Regions from separate parts of the Homo sapiens genome. Here all the other regions are linked to region 2. The links are chromatin contacts, found by Hi-C or POLR2A ChIA-PET in ENCODE. All regions are on one chromosome and are shown on one strand. Each heading gives the region's core, a stretch centred on a gene start or an enhancer-like site at or near the end of the contact. The rest is flanking DNA. Distances are from core to core; before and after follow the strand shown. Region 1 holds the start of PSMB6 (proteasome 20S subunit beta 6). Region 2 holds the start of BACC1 (BPTF associated chromatin complex component 1). Region 3 holds the start of CAMTA2 (calmodulin binding transcription activator 2).

Evidence for each region. A loop is a pair of places that touch in the nucleus more often than their neighbours do. ChIA-PET counts read pairs that join two places held with the same protein, here RNA polymerase II (POLR2A). Pooled maps may share reads with other maps.
Region 1: a loop to region 2 is called in a map of tibial artery, with 8 times the contacts of the local background. The contact joins the promoter of PSMB6 here to the promoter of BACC1 in region 2. A Hi-C loop is called at or near these places in 2 of 168 maps with a recorded cell type or tissue (ascending aorta and tibial artery) and 10 of 50 pooled maps. POLR2A ChIA-PET finds 5 or more read pairs at or near these places in 1 of 52 experiments (GM12878).
Region 3: a map with no recorded cell type shows a loop between it and region 2 (6-fold over the local background). The contact joins the promoter of CAMTA2 here to the promoter of BACC1 in region 2. A Hi-C loop is called at or near these places in 1 of 168 maps with a recorded cell type or tissue (ovary), 1 of 37 single-sample maps with no recorded cell type and 5 of 50 pooled maps.

What each region holds. Positions count from the first base shown.
Region 1 is chr17:4,793,146-4,797,466 of GRCh38, forward strand. PSMB6 (proteasome 20S subunit beta 6) reads left to right here and starts at 3,019. Exons shown (of 6, transcript NM_002798.3): 1 at 3,019-3,151; 2 at 3,583-3,650; 3 at 4,293-4,321. The coding sequence starts at 3,050. RefSeq lists enhancers at 2,778-3,376, 2,803-3,332.
Region 2 is chr17:7,011,750-7,016,362 of GRCh38, forward strand. BACC1 (BPTF associated chromatin complex component 1) reads left to right here and starts at 3,033. Exons shown (of 6, transcript NM_174893.4): 1 at 3,033-3,129; 2 at 3,313-3,407; 3 at 4,025-4,126. The coding sequence starts at 3,109. It overlaps RNASEK (ribonuclease K), which reads left to right and starts at 875. Exons shown (of 3, transcript NM_001004333.5): 1 at 875-1,012; 2 at 1,917-1,993; 3 at 2,396-2,783. The coding sequence starts at 935. The coding sequence ends at 2,537. RNASEK-C17orf49 (RNASEK-C17orf49 readthrough) reads left to right here and starts at 668. Exons shown (of 8, transcript NR_037717.1): 1 at 668-1,008; 2 at 1,917-1,993; 3 at 2,396-3,129; 4 at 3,313-3,407; 5 at 4,025-4,126. MIR497HG (mir-497-195 cluster host gene) reads right to left here. Exons shown (of 3, transcript NR_038310.1): 3 at 4,069-4,265. It also overlaps ALOX12-AS1. RefSeq lists enhancers at 236-856, 2,495-2,995, 2,746-2,875, 3,346-3,846, 4,259-4,613 and 2 more and a silencer at 2,966-3,415.
Region 3 is chr17:4,985,079-4,989,504 of GRCh38, forward strand. CAMTA2 (calmodulin binding transcription activator 2) reads right to left here and starts at 2,597. Exons shown (of 23, transcript NM_015099.4): 1 at 2,515-2,597; 2 at 1,114-1,208; 3 at 802-905. The coding sequence starts at 1,144. INCA1 (inhibitor of CDK, cyclin A1 interacting protein 1) reads right to left here. Exons shown (of 7, transcript NM_001394789.1): 5 at 4,350-4,426; 6 at 3,701-3,866; 7 at 3,052-3,476. The coding sequence ends at 3,327. CAMTA2-AS1 (CAMTA2 antisense RNA 1) reads left to right here and starts at 2,666. Exons shown (of 3, transcript NR_187235.1): 1 at 2,666-3,147; 2 at 3,338-3,514; 3 at 3,609-4,426. RefSeq lists a silencer at 2,077-2,616.

The DNA.
Region 1 (4,321 bases), core at 1,769-4,268, 2.2 Mb before region 2:
AATGAAATTAAGAAGACAATGTCACTTATAACAGCATCAAAAAGAATAAAATACTTGGGAACAAATTTAACCAAAGAAGTGCAAGACCTATATATTGAAAACTATTATAAACACTGTTAAAAGAAATTAAAGGGCCGGGCGCAGTGGCTCACGCCTGTAATCCCAGCACTTTGGGAGGCCGAGGCGGACAGATCACGAGGTCAGGAGTTTGAGACCAGCCTGGCCAATATGGTGAAACCCCGTCTCTACTAAAATTACAAAAATTAGCCTGGCGTGGTGGCAGGCGCCTGTAGTCGCAGCTACTTCAGAGGCTGAGGCAAAAGAACTGCTTGAACCTGGGAGGTGGAAGTTGCAGTGAGCCAAGATCACGCCACTGTTCTCCAGCCTGGGTGACAGAGCAAGATCTGTCAAGAAAGAAAAGAAAAGAAAGAACGAAGGAAGGAAGGAAGGAAAGAAAAGAAAAGGAGAAAAGAAAAGAAAAGAAAAGAAGTACTACAAAGCTACAGTAATAGAGACAATATGATACTGGCATAGGATAGACATATAGATCAATGAAACAAAACTGAGAATCCAGAAGTAAGTCCATACATGTATGGTCAATGATTTTTAACAAGGGTGCCAAGATCATTCAATGGGGAGACAGTCTTTTTTTTTTTTTTTTTTTTTTTGAGACGGAGTCTTGCTCTGTTGCCCAGGCTTGGGAGTGCAGCGGCCCGATCTCGGCTCACTGCAAGCTCCGCCTCCTGGTCTCAGACCATTCTCCTGCCTCAGCCTCCCGAGTAGCTGGGACTATAGGCGCCCACCACTACACCCGGCTAATTTTTTTTTTGTATTTTTAGTAGAGGGGTTTCACCGTGTTAGCCAGGATGGTCTCAGTCTCCTGACCTCGTGATCCGCCTGCCTCAGCCTCCCAAAGTGCTGGGATTACAGGCGTGAGCCACTGCACCCGGCAGGTCTTTTCAACAAATGGTGCTGGAACAACTAACTGACTATCCATATGCAAAAGCATGGATTTGGACTTCTACTTCACATCACATACAAAAATTAACTCAAAATGGACCACAGACCTAAAAATGTAAGAGCTGGCACTATAAACTTTCATGCTTCAAAGAACACCAATGAAGGACATGAAAAGACAATCCAATGGGAGAAAATATTTTCAAATCATGTATCTGATGTTTCTAGTACCTAGAATATTAAAAAGGACCCTTACAACTCAACAATAAAAAGACAAATAGAGCCAGGCACAGTGGCTCATGCCTGTAATCCTAGCACTTTCGGAGGCCGAGGCGGGAGGATCACCTGAGGTTAGGAGTTCGAGACCGGCCTGGCCAACATGGCGAAACCCCATCTCTTTAATAAAAATACAAAAATTAGCCGGGCATGGTGGCGCATGCCTGTAATCCCAGCTACTTGGGAGGCTGGGGCAAGAGAATTGCTGGAACCCGGGAGGCGGAAGCTGCAGTGAGCCGAGATCACACCAGTATAAAAAGACAAATAGAGGCCGGGCGCGGTGGCTCACGCCTGTAATCCCAGCACTTTGGGAGGCCGAGGCGGGTGGATCATGAGGTCAGGAGATCGAGACCATCCTGGCTAACAAGGTGAAACCCCGTCTCTACTAAAAATACAAAAAAAATTAGCCGGGCGCGGTGGCGGGCGCCTGTAGTCCCAGCTACTCGGGAGGCTGAGGCAGGAGAATGGCGTGAACCCGGGAAGCGGAGCTTGCAGTGAGCCGAGATTGCGCCACTGCAGTCCGCAGTCCCGCCTGGGCGACAGAGCGAGACTCCGTCTCAAAAAAAAAAAAAAAAAAAAAAAAAGACAAATAGAGCTGGGTTCAGTGGCACACACCTGTAGTCCCAGCTACTTGAGAAGCTGAGGCGGGAGGATCACTGGAGCCCAGGAGTTCGAGGCTGATATAGTGCACCATGATCCCATCTGCACTCCAGCCTGGGAAACACCGCAAGACAAACCCACCCCACACACACACCCCACCCTCGTCTCAAAAAAAAAAAATTAAACCCCAAAAATATATTAAACAAAAGACATATCCCAATTTTAGAATGTGCAAAGAACTTGAAAAAACATTGCATCAAAAAAGACATACAAATGGCCAATTATCTCATGGAAATATGCTCAGCATCACTAATCATTAGAAAAATACCAATGAAAACCACAGGGTACCACTTCACACCCACTGGAATGGCTATAACTAAAAAAATGCACAATAACAAGTGTTGGTGAGGATGTGGAGAAATTGGAACCCTCACACATGGCTTGTAGGGATGTAAAATGGTGCAGTTTCTGTGGAAAACAGTTTGTCGGTTGCTCAAAATGTTAAACATACAGTTATCATAGAACCCATAAATTCCTCTGCCAGCATATACTCCTAAGTATATAACTAAAAGAAATGAAAACATGGTGTGGTCACTTTAGCCCAAAGACTCTCAGGTTTATTTTGTGGGCCCTTTGGACTGTAACTCCATAAGATCGGTACGGCGCAAGCCACTAGGACTGTTTTTTGTTTTGTTTTGTTTTTGCTTTTGTTTTGAGACAGTCTTGCTCTGTCGCTCAGGCTGGAGTGCAGTGGCGTGATCTCGGCTCACTGTAACCTCCGCCTCCCAGGCTCAAGCGATTCTCCTGCCTCAGCCTCCCCAGTAGCCGGGATTACAGGCGCGCCCCACCACGCCCGGCTAATTTTTGTATTTTTTAGTAGAGAAGGAGTTTCACCATGTTGGCCAGGCTGGTCTTGAACTCCTAACCTCATGATCCGCCCGCCTCAGCCTCCCAAAGTGCCGAACGGTTTTTGGGTTTTTTTTGGTTTTTTGGGGGGGGGGTTTTGCTGACTTTCTTGTTTTGTTTGTTGCTTGCCACGCTGCCATCAAGTGCTCACTGTCGCAAAAGAACCGTCCCCATGCAGTACTGTACTTTTCTTTTCCCTTCTGCCGTCAACCTCGGAGTAGCTTCGCTCCCAGAAGGCCTCAAAGCGCGACCAAAGAGCGTGACAGAGCGCTTTACGACAGTTGCTTTGAGGCAGTACCGGAGGAGAAAGATGGCGGCTACCTTACTAGCTGCTCGGGGAGCCGGGCCAGCACCGGCTTGGGGGCCGGAGGCGTTCACTCCAGACTGGGAAAGCCGAGAAGTTTCCACTGGGGTGAGGAAGGAATCGGGGTTCATAGGACGTGCACAAGGCCTGACGCGATGGGAAGATAAAGCCTGAGTGGGGTTGAGAGATCTGGCAGGGGTGGAGAGGAGGTGGAATGTGTTGTGCTCCAGGAATGGGGAGAGGTACCCCGAAGATGGTGGAGTGGTGCGGTAGCTTCGTAGTGGGAGGTGGAGGGTGGGCTGAAGTTTGAAATTCTGAAATCCTGCGAGGCTAGTGAGGATCTTGGGCTTAAGTACGGGATGAGTCTTTTGAGATTTGAGGGTTGGCATTCTGGTATTCTGCGGGGTGCTGAGGCCCCTATAAGATTTGAAAATGGTTCAGCGACGGACAGATTTTGTATTTTTGGAACTAGGTAGAGAGATCATTGAGGTTTGTGTCTGCTGGAGAATGTAGACTTACTCCTTTTTCCCTTTTCCCAGACCACTATCATGGCCGTGCAGTTTGACGGGGGCGTGGTTCTGGGGGCGGACTCCAGAACAACCACTGGGTGAGCTCAGGACAGATTTGTGAAAGGTCTTCCCATCTTCCTTTTCCTTTCCTGCCTGCCAGCCCACCCTGCCTGCCTCCACAGACCACTGTGGGAAGAGAGGTTTCTTCTCTCTCTGGAGATAAAGATTTGTCCCAACTTTTGTTACTTTCAGTTCCCCTCACTCGTTAGTGGAATCCTTACAAAAGTCTGTTCTCCAGCCCGCTTCAGTTTGGATGAGAATAAGCAATACTGGAGGCCAGGCACGGTGGCTCACGCCTGTAATCCCAGTACTTTGGGAGGCCGAGGCGGGTGGATCACCTGAGGTCAGGAGTTCGAGACCAGCCTGGCCAACATGGCGAAACCCCGTCTCTACTAAAAAATACAAAAATTAGCCGTGCGTGGCGGTGCGTGCCTGCAGTCCCAGCTACTTGGGAGGCTAGGGCTAGAGAATCGCTTGGACCCAGGAGGTGGATGTTGCAGTGAGCAGAGATCGCGTCACTGTACTCCAGCCTGGGCAACAGAGCGAGACTCCATCTCAAAGAAAAAGGAAAAAAAGGCAATACTGGACATCCTATCCCTGAGCCCTAAGAGAGTGGGTAGTGATGGGATGGAGGTGGAAGACAGGTGGGCTCCTTTCCTCACTATTCTGCCATCCTGCAGGTCCTACATCGCCAATCGAGTGACTGACA
Region 2 (4,613 bases), core at 1,783-4,282:
CTCACCAGTTAAACATACAAACGGCTTTTTTGGAGGGGATGACCTATTTATATTTTTAAATCTTATATCCTACCTTATTCAAAAGTCCTATCAGTTTTCCTAGTTTAGAGAAGCAAAGTGACATTTTTGTGTACATTTAACAGGACTGCTTACCTTCACAACCTGCTCAGTCGGCTTTCCCTGGACTTCTCCTAACCGCCCATTTTTCCTGGATTTGGCACCGAGAGTTACAGTATTTCACGTGCGATGATAAAATGTTACTTAGGAGAAACAGTTCCAATACCAAGAAACTTCAGCAATTTTAAAGCATTTTAAAGCCACAAAACCATGCCCGATCCCCAAAAGGGGGTCCTAACTCCTTTACACTGTCAGAATCTCAATTTTAAAAGGGAGGAGTAGAGAAGAGATAGAAACGCTCTCTGTTGGTGAAAATCTGTCTTACTTACCATTTCCCCAACACAGGAGAGACTAAGGAATTTCAGGTAAAAATCAGATGGCTCCAATCCTCCGATACTAAGAGCCCATCGCCCCAGTTCCCAGGAGTTCCGCCAGTTAGACTTTTTCCCCCATGGCCTCGCTAAGGCTAGTTCCTCGTCACGTGACGTGACAGGCTTGGTCACGTGACATACCAGCTCCTTCCATTCCCGTGTGCGGGGGGAGGGGGACCAACAAACCGGAGGCCCTCGCTCTTCCAATACTCACGCCCTAGCTACAGAGGTCAAGGAAGGTTTCCCCAGGAGCAGTTTTGGTTTCAGACGGCGCCGTCTCCCGCGAAAGTCCTGAGAGGAGCCCAGCCTTTTCCGCCTGCCGCCCCCGGATGGGATGGTTGAGGCCGGGGCCACGCCCCCTCTGCCCCCCTGCGAGGGCATCCTGGGCTTTCTCCCACCGCTTTCCGAGCCCGCTTGCACCTCGGCGATCCCCGACTCCCTTCTTTATGGCGTCGCTCCTGTGCTGTGGGCCGAAGCTGGCCGCCTGCGGCATCGTCCTCAGCGCCTGGGGAGTGATCATGTTGGTGAGGGGACTCCCCGGCAAGGATCGGAGAGGGCCTGAGGGGCTCCGGGCTGGGAGGGCTGGGAGGCGAGGAAACTCTGGGCCGCAGGCAGGCCGGAGGGGCCGGGGATCTACAGGCCCCGGAGAAGGAGACAGACTGAAATTGAAAAATGGGAACTGTTCGAGACCAGCCTGACCAACATGGTGAAACCCCGTCTCCAATAAAAATACAAAAATTAGCCGGGCGTGGTGGCGCCCGCCTGTAATCCCAGCTACTCAGGAGGCTGAGGCAGGAGAATCGCTTGAATCCGGGAGGCGGAGGGTGCAGTGAGCCGAGATCGCGCCACTGCACTCCAGCCTGGGTGACAGAGCGAGACTCCGTCCCCAAAGAAAAAGAAAAAAGGGAACTGGAGCGGAGGGCCCTGGAGTGGGAGGAGCCAGGGCTGGTAAAGGTGGAGACCCCTCAAGGTAGGAGAAACAAGAGCGGGGTGCCTGAGAGGTGCTTGAGTTGAATGGAGGACATGGGAGGAAAAGAGAGTGCTTGTTCCAGAAATGTGTAGCTGGGCCTTGTTTTCCCAGTAATCCACCCACCGCCACTTCAAGAAGAAATGATATGAAGAAGTGCCGGTTCTCCCTCCCCTCTTCCGCACTGTCCCGTGATGATGACGCCTCCAGAGAGGACGATAATCTGGGTTCCTGGGAGAGATGGCTTGGTCACTATTCCCACCCTTGCCTCGACCACTTGTCTCAATGTCACCACCTCACGCCCTGTTCCAGGTGGCTGAGTCCGAATCCAGTAACCACCACCTCGTTTTGGTTAATCTCAGGCTCGGGTGTTGTAGCAACATTGGAAATGGGAGGGGTTTACGAAGTGAACATGAGGTCAGGTGCCTGAATTCAACAGTCTACCCATTCCCCTTTTCCAGATAATGCTCGGAATATTTTTCAATGTCCATTCCGCTGTGTTGATTGAGGACGTTCCCTTCACGGAGAAAGATTTTGAGTAAGTATTCGGGTGGGGGAGGCGGGCTGGGAGCAGGTGGGAGGTGGCGAGGCCTAGGGTCAGAATTACGTCTGGGAGGCCCGGTGCTTAGGGCCCCTAGGTTAGAGGACTTGGAGAGGAGAGCGGCTTTCTTGAGAATGTGGTTAGGAGCCAGGGAGTCAGACCTCAGCGGCCATCCCAAACCCACCACCTTAGGTGTGACCTCTTTAGGTATTTTACTTTTCTGTGCTTCTCAGTCCACCTCTGCAAAATGGCTATGACAGATCTCACCCCATAGGATGGTCAAGAAGATTGAATAAAGTAATACACGTAACAGCGCCTAAACAGGTGTCGGGCACATAGTGCTCAGAAAATGTTGGCTCCTATTAAAGTTTGACCCCTTTGCTTCATTCCCACCCCCAGGAATGGCCCCCAGAACATATACAACCTTTACGAGCAAGTCAGCTACAACTGTTTCATCGCTGCAGGCCTTTACCTCCTCCTCGGAGGCTTCTCTTTCTGCCAAGTTCGGCTCAATAAGCGCAAGGAATACATGGTGCGCTAGGGCCCCGGCGCGTTTCCCCGCTCCAGCCCCTCCTCTATTTAAAGACTCCCTGCACCGTGTCACCCAGGTCGCGTCCCACCCTTGCCGGCGCCCTCTGCGGGACTGGGTTTCCCGGGCGAGAGACTGAATCCCTTCTCCCATCTCTGGCATCCGGCCCCCGTGGAGAGGGCTGAGGCTGGGGGGCTGTTCCGTTTCTCCACCCTTCGCTGTGTCCCGTATCTCAATAAAGAGAATCTGCTCTCTTCAGCCCTGTGTCTGTGCTTGAGTGGGGGCGAGCACGGGGCTGAGACTAGAGGTCGGCCTCTGCCTGGAAAGTCCCGATGTCTGAGCGGAAGTGGAGCGAAGTGTGGCGCGGAAGTGAGGCGAAGGCTTTCCCCATCGACTGGGCGCGCCGAGCGGTCTAAGCGACTGCGTCTGATGGGGCGGGGAGCCGCCGGGTTGAGCCTATCCGCTGCGGGGAGGGCGGGACTTCCTGCGCGGGGGCCCGAGCCGCTCAGTCTCCCTGCTCTCCGTGGTCCCGGCTCGCGTGTAGCGGCGGCGGCGGCGTCTCCGTGAGGAGGCGCGCGGGGCCATGACGTCAGCGTCCACAAAGGTTCGACCTCCCTCGCGGACAGCGCTCCCTGGCGGCCACGGGAGGGCGGGCCCCCCACTTGGCTCGCGGCTCTTCCGCCCCGGGCGGGGGGCGGGCGGGAGCCGAGCCTGGGGTGGGGCTAGGGGCTCCGGGCGGGACGGGGAGGGCGGGCGCCGGCCCCCCGTGACGCTGCCCCGCCCCCAGGTCGGAGAGATCTTCTCGGCGGCCGGCGCCGCCTTCACGAAGCTCGGGGAGCTGACGATGCAGCTGCATCCCGTGGCCGACTCTTCTCCTGCGGGGTACGTGAGCCCGGACTGGGACGTGGACGCTGAGAGCGGGCGCTTGGACTCGGTCACAGACACGGACCCTCTCTAGCACAGGGACAGACATTAGTTTCCCTTTGTGCGTGGCACAGCACAGAGTCGGTGTTAATAAATGATCGTTGGGTGAGGGAATGAATGACAGATAAAAATACAGACAGGCCCATAGCCCAGACTCCTGTTTCACAGTTCTCCCTGCTGCGAACGGGTCGACCACAAACCACCGCCACTCCCAACCACCCCAGTTCATGGAATTCCCCCAGACGGCTGCAGGCTGTGTTGGTGGGTCTGTTTTGAAAAGCCCTTCCTGGCGAGTTGGTTTCAGTGTGCTGTGTACAGCAGCCGTTTAACGTTGATGGTGGAAAGGGGTGTCTAAGGTGGAGGTGGTTGTGATTTCTTGTGATTGGGGTCCTCCCGGTTCCCGCAGGGCCTCAAGAGCTTTCCGCCTCCCCTTACGGAGGACCTCTTTATGCATCCGTGGAAGGGGTCCCAGAAATCGGAAGGAGGCGGCTGGTTGGCTGTGGGATGCATAGCCTGTGGGCGGGCTCCACACCCCCCCTCCCATTTTTGCTATCCCCCCTCTCCCCTTCTGACAGTGCGAAGTGGACGGAGACGGAAATAGAGATGCTGAGGGCTGCTGTGAAGCGATTTGGGGACGATCTTAATCACATCAGCTGTGTCATCAAGGAACGGACAGTGTGAGGGAGGGTGGCTGCCAGAAAAGGGCGGGTGGGCAGCCTTCTTCCTCCTTACCCAAGGTTCCATCGTCCTCAGAACTCCTTTCCAGCTCAGCTGCTTCCCTACTTTGTCACTAGTTTTTTAGAATCCCCTTGAGGACTGAAAGAATAGAATTGTCACAGTTGGTCAGAAGTTCCTAAAATGCTGTGGTAATCCTTCCAAGAATGTGAATTTAGGTTGCCTGAGATGCTGTTATTGTATTTGATGATGGAAGTCCCCTGGTTATTTATATAAATGTTTGAGGACCCCACTGCAGTGTTTCCAGGGATATGGTGACCCTGAACTAGTTGATCAGTAAATCTCAATCCACCTGTAAATCACCAAGCTCTACCTGATGTCTCTCCCAGAAGAGAATTAGGAGATGGGCCTTTCCCACTACTCAGTTCAGGGACTCCACTCTCCACACTCCATCCATCCTGAGTGAGTGTAAAACTTCGAGAAAGTGAG
Region 3 (4,426 bases), core at 1,347-3,846, 2.0 Mb before region 2:
GGGAGGCTGAGGCAGGGGAATCACTTGAATCCAGGAGGCGGGGGTTGCAGTGAGCCAAGATCGCGCCATTGTACTCCAGCCTGGGCAACAAGAGCGAGACTCCGTCTCAAAAAAAAAGGCCCTGGAGTAAGTTAGATAAACTATGAGGTAAATCAGTTTCCTCATCAATAACATAGGAGCAATAACAGGGCTTGCTCTATAGAACCGTTAGAGGATTAAATGAGACAAGGCAGGCCAAATGTTTAGCACGGTGCCCAGTATGTAAGGAATACTTTACTGGCAGTAGCTTTTGTTTTTACCCAGGTGGCTATGCCACAGAAAAGAGGGCTCCTTCAAGATCCATGTCTTTTTGTTTTTGTTTTTGAGACGGAGTCTCACTCTGTCACCCAGGCTGGAGTGCAGTGGCGTGATCTCAGCTCACTGCAGCCTCCGCCTCCCTGGCTCAAGTAATTCTCCCGCCTCAGCCTCTCGAGTAGCTGGGATTACAGGCGTACATCACCACGCCTGGCTGCTTTTTGTATTTTTAGTAGAGACGGGGTTCCACCATGTTTGCCAGGCTGGTCTTGAACTCCTGACCTCAGATGATCCACCCGCCTCAGCCTCCCAAAGTGCTGGGATTACAGGCATGAGCCACCATGCCCGGCCAAGATCCATGTTTTTATACCTCTCCTAGGATCCCCAAAGAGCTTAGAATGGTGCTCTGCACTTAGGAGTGTTGACAGACACGGAAAGACCCCCCACTCACCCTCCTCCAGCCTACTAGGTCTTGCTGGGCCCCAACCCCCAGCCTCCCTAGAAAACCTCATTTGTATTCCACCGTAGCCTCTCTGGAGGCAGCAGCGGGCAGCGAGGAAGACACTCCAGCAGCTTCTTGGGGAGAAAGATCTTCAGGTGGTGGCTGTTTTCTAAAGGGAATTAGAAGGGAGGGTTTAGTGTGCTACCCTGGGGCATCCCTGTGATAGTCCAAGGGGAAAGGGCTGAAGGCAATACAGAGCACTGGGGAAAACTGAAACCTCACTAAGGAGAACAGAAAATCCAAGAATTAGAGGGCCACTAAAGCGTGGGGAGAACGAAAGGCTGTGGCCACATTGGGAACCTGGTTTGTGAACTTACCAGCAACCTCGGTGGTGTCCTTGGTATTCATGGTGAGGGCTCCAGGGGGCAAGGTCACCCCCGGCCTGAGGGGCCGGGGGGAGGGGGAGTCTGTGCTGGGAAGGGAGAGAACAAGGTCATGGCAGAAGCCCCCACATTAATCCAGGATGAGAAGTATGAGGTAGGGAGTGGGTATAGAACTGGGTCATAGTATCTGGGAAGGATGAGGAAAGGGAGGGAGGGGCTGACTGTGATGTGACAGTAGAAGAGAGAACAACACACAGTGCCCGGAGCCAATATGAGTGAGCAGACTGGACAGGAAGAGTGAGCAGGAAGAAATGGGTTGGGGTGGGGGAGCGGGGAGAAGACTGGCAGGGCTTGGGCCTCAGAGGCCCTAAACCTTGAGCTTTTGCACAGACTGGGGCTATGGTTGGGTCAGGTCCTGGGGGTTGGGACTCAGGCCATCCGGTCCTTGGAGGATGGTTTGGCAAGAGAGCCTGGATCCTGGGGGCAGGGCAGGAGATTCTACCTCCGGTAGAAGCTAGGCCTTTAGAAGACACGCCCTGAGTTCCTTCTCTGTTTGATTTTTCCAAGGGGAAGGGCAGATCTGATAACTGAACCTAACCTATTCTCTCCTCCAGGTTGGTTAGGACCTGATAGAATCTGGGCCAGACACCCAGATTCCCACCCTCAGGACAACCCACCCTCCGGCTGACAGCCCTCTCTACGTAGCTCCCTCTCCCCAAACGCCTCTGCCTCCCCTGGCCTCCAGGCCTAGCCTACCCCATCTACCGCTCTGGCTCCAGCCTGAGCCCCCCGCCCTCCTCGGGGAACAGATGGGAGCTGGCGGAGGCTCTCAGCACGGGCTCCGCCAGGTGTCCAGGATGGAGATGGGAGGAGGCCCGTCGGGCTCGGCTATGTGCAGTGAAGCTGGGGTTGGGGTAAGGACTCCGCCCCAGGGCGCAGGTGCGCAGTCCTGGCTAGGCAGCCTGCCAGGGTGCGGAGCGGGAGCGGGTCCTTGGGCTGCACTTGGGCGGCGCCGGATCGGACGCTTGGCACTCTGGGCGGCCCCCCGGCGGAGTGGTGGTCCCAGGAGAACCTCCGAGGTGGGAGGGTCCCGCCCGCATAGAGGGATGTTCTGGAGAAGCCGGGAGCAGAGTCCGCGGGCACGCGGTGGGCGAGGGACAGTGCAGGTGCCGGGTGCGGGGGTCTCCGGGACAGTCCCCGGCACGCGCTGGTCCGCCGTGGGGCCCTGCGGTGAGCGGCGCCCCCTGGCGCGGGGGAGGAGGACGGAAGCGGGAGGTGAGGGCGAACCGGGAAGAGGGACGGTGGTCCCTGGCGCGGCGCTCCGCGTCGGGACCTGGAGGAGCTGCGCCCTCTGGCGCGGGGGCGGAGAGGCGGGCGAGAGGCCCTGGCTCTTACCTCCCGGGGTCCCGCGGGTGACGGCGGCAGCGGCCATTCTACCCCACACCGACCCCCCCCAGCGCCGGCTGACAGCGGCGTCTAACGTCACTGCGCACGGGGCGGGGCCTCCCAATTAAGGGGATGAGGGTCAGGAAGGGAACCTGGGGTCAGCACACGTGGAGTTCTGGGTGGGGCGCTGGGCAGAGGGACTCGGCTTCTAGGGCTCTGAGCCAGGCCGAGGGACAGACTGCTGGGAAGTCCCCAAAAGGGCAGCAGCACTGAGGGGCAGGATTCCAGGGTCCTGGAGGCGGAAGCTCGGCCGACTGACTCCCAGTTCGAGAGAACGGGGCGGGGGCAGCCCACCAGTGCTGGAACCCGAGGGGCCGGGCGAGGAACGCTGGACTGGGAGCAGGACCCTTCTCGCCTCGGACAAGACTCCTTGTCTGGGGACCCAGCCCGACTTCATTGTAGCTGGGTCCTCGAGAAAGCGAAAGGAGCCCTCCTTCCCCATTGGCCTCTCCATCGCTGCATCCCAAGAAGAAAGACAACTCGGGCTCCACTTGCTTGCTTTTTAATAACAGAGCAGAGAGAATACAAGGCCAGGAGCGGGGCCTGGAGGAAAACAGGACTTGGGGTGCTCCTGTGAGAGCGGTGGGTTGAGATGGGAGCCCACGGGGGCTGTTAATGCCTAGTTCAGAGGATGGGAAAGGCAGTTGGAGAGACGAAGGAAGGGGAAACGCCTTCATGTCAGCAATGAGGGTGACTCTAGTGACGGAACTAGTCTTGGGTCCCTGGGGCACCACTAGCCTCTCGGCATCGGTGGTTTCTCCTTACTCTTCAGACGCTGCCAACTCCATCCCCCAGGGATTGTGAAGGGGGTTCCTTCTGGCTGTGACAGTGCTGAACGAGGCCAGAGAGTGCAGCTGCCTGGAGGCACAAGCCTCCTCCTGATCCAGGGGGCTCCAGGGAGACCAAAGCAGCTGTCAAGATGAGAGAAATTGAAAAAGAAAATGGAAAAGTAGGTCTTCTTTCCAGATTTCCTAGTACCCAAGCTTAGGTACCTCGAAGTCTCTGGTTCTCACCTACGTTATTTTTGTTTCTCTCAAATCCAGCTCTCCAGCCTGGCTCTCAGCTTCTGCATCTCCATGCAAGACCAGAGACCCACATCACTCCCTCACTCCACCCAGTTCCACTCCAACAATACCTGGGCCCTGCCAGGAGTGAGAAAACGGTCCTCTTCCTGTGGATAGGTTGCTCTCTCCTCTTCCAGATCAGGGTATTCATTGGTGCTGGGGAATCCACAGCCCTCTTCGCCAAGCACCACTGGCTCAGATGCAGCCCCAGAGCTGCCCCACTGGGCCTTCTTCAGTCTGTGGAGACTTTAGGCTGAGGAGAGAAGTGCCTGGAGGCCAGGCTTCCTGTCTCTCCATTCTTCACCTTTCTGTTCTGAAATACTTCCTGCTGGGACTCCAGGGAGTTGTCATTTGACCTTTAACCCTCCACTCCCAATTTTCTGCTCCCCTCAGACTGAAGCATATTGTCTAGGAACCCAGAGGTGACCCCAACCTCCCCACTGTCCTCCAGTTCTATGGTTTGCTTTCCTGTCTTCAGTGATCTAGTTTCCACTCCTTCCAGCTCATGTGGCTCATCCTCCTTACTGCAGTTCCCTCCTTCTTTCCATATTACAGAAATCTGTTTCAATCACACCAAAGCCCACAGCTTCCTTCCAAGCAACCTCCCCTCAAAGCTCCCCTCAAACCTCCCCTCAAAGCTGTCAACCCCTTCCTTAGCTCAAACTGTTCTGCCCCCAAATCCTGCATGACTCCCAGAACCCAGATGTCTCCCTTCCTTACTCGTTGATGATGCTCTGACGCCTTCTTAGGTCCTCCAGGTGGTAAGTGACAGCCCTCACCCGGGCGGGGACTCCCCC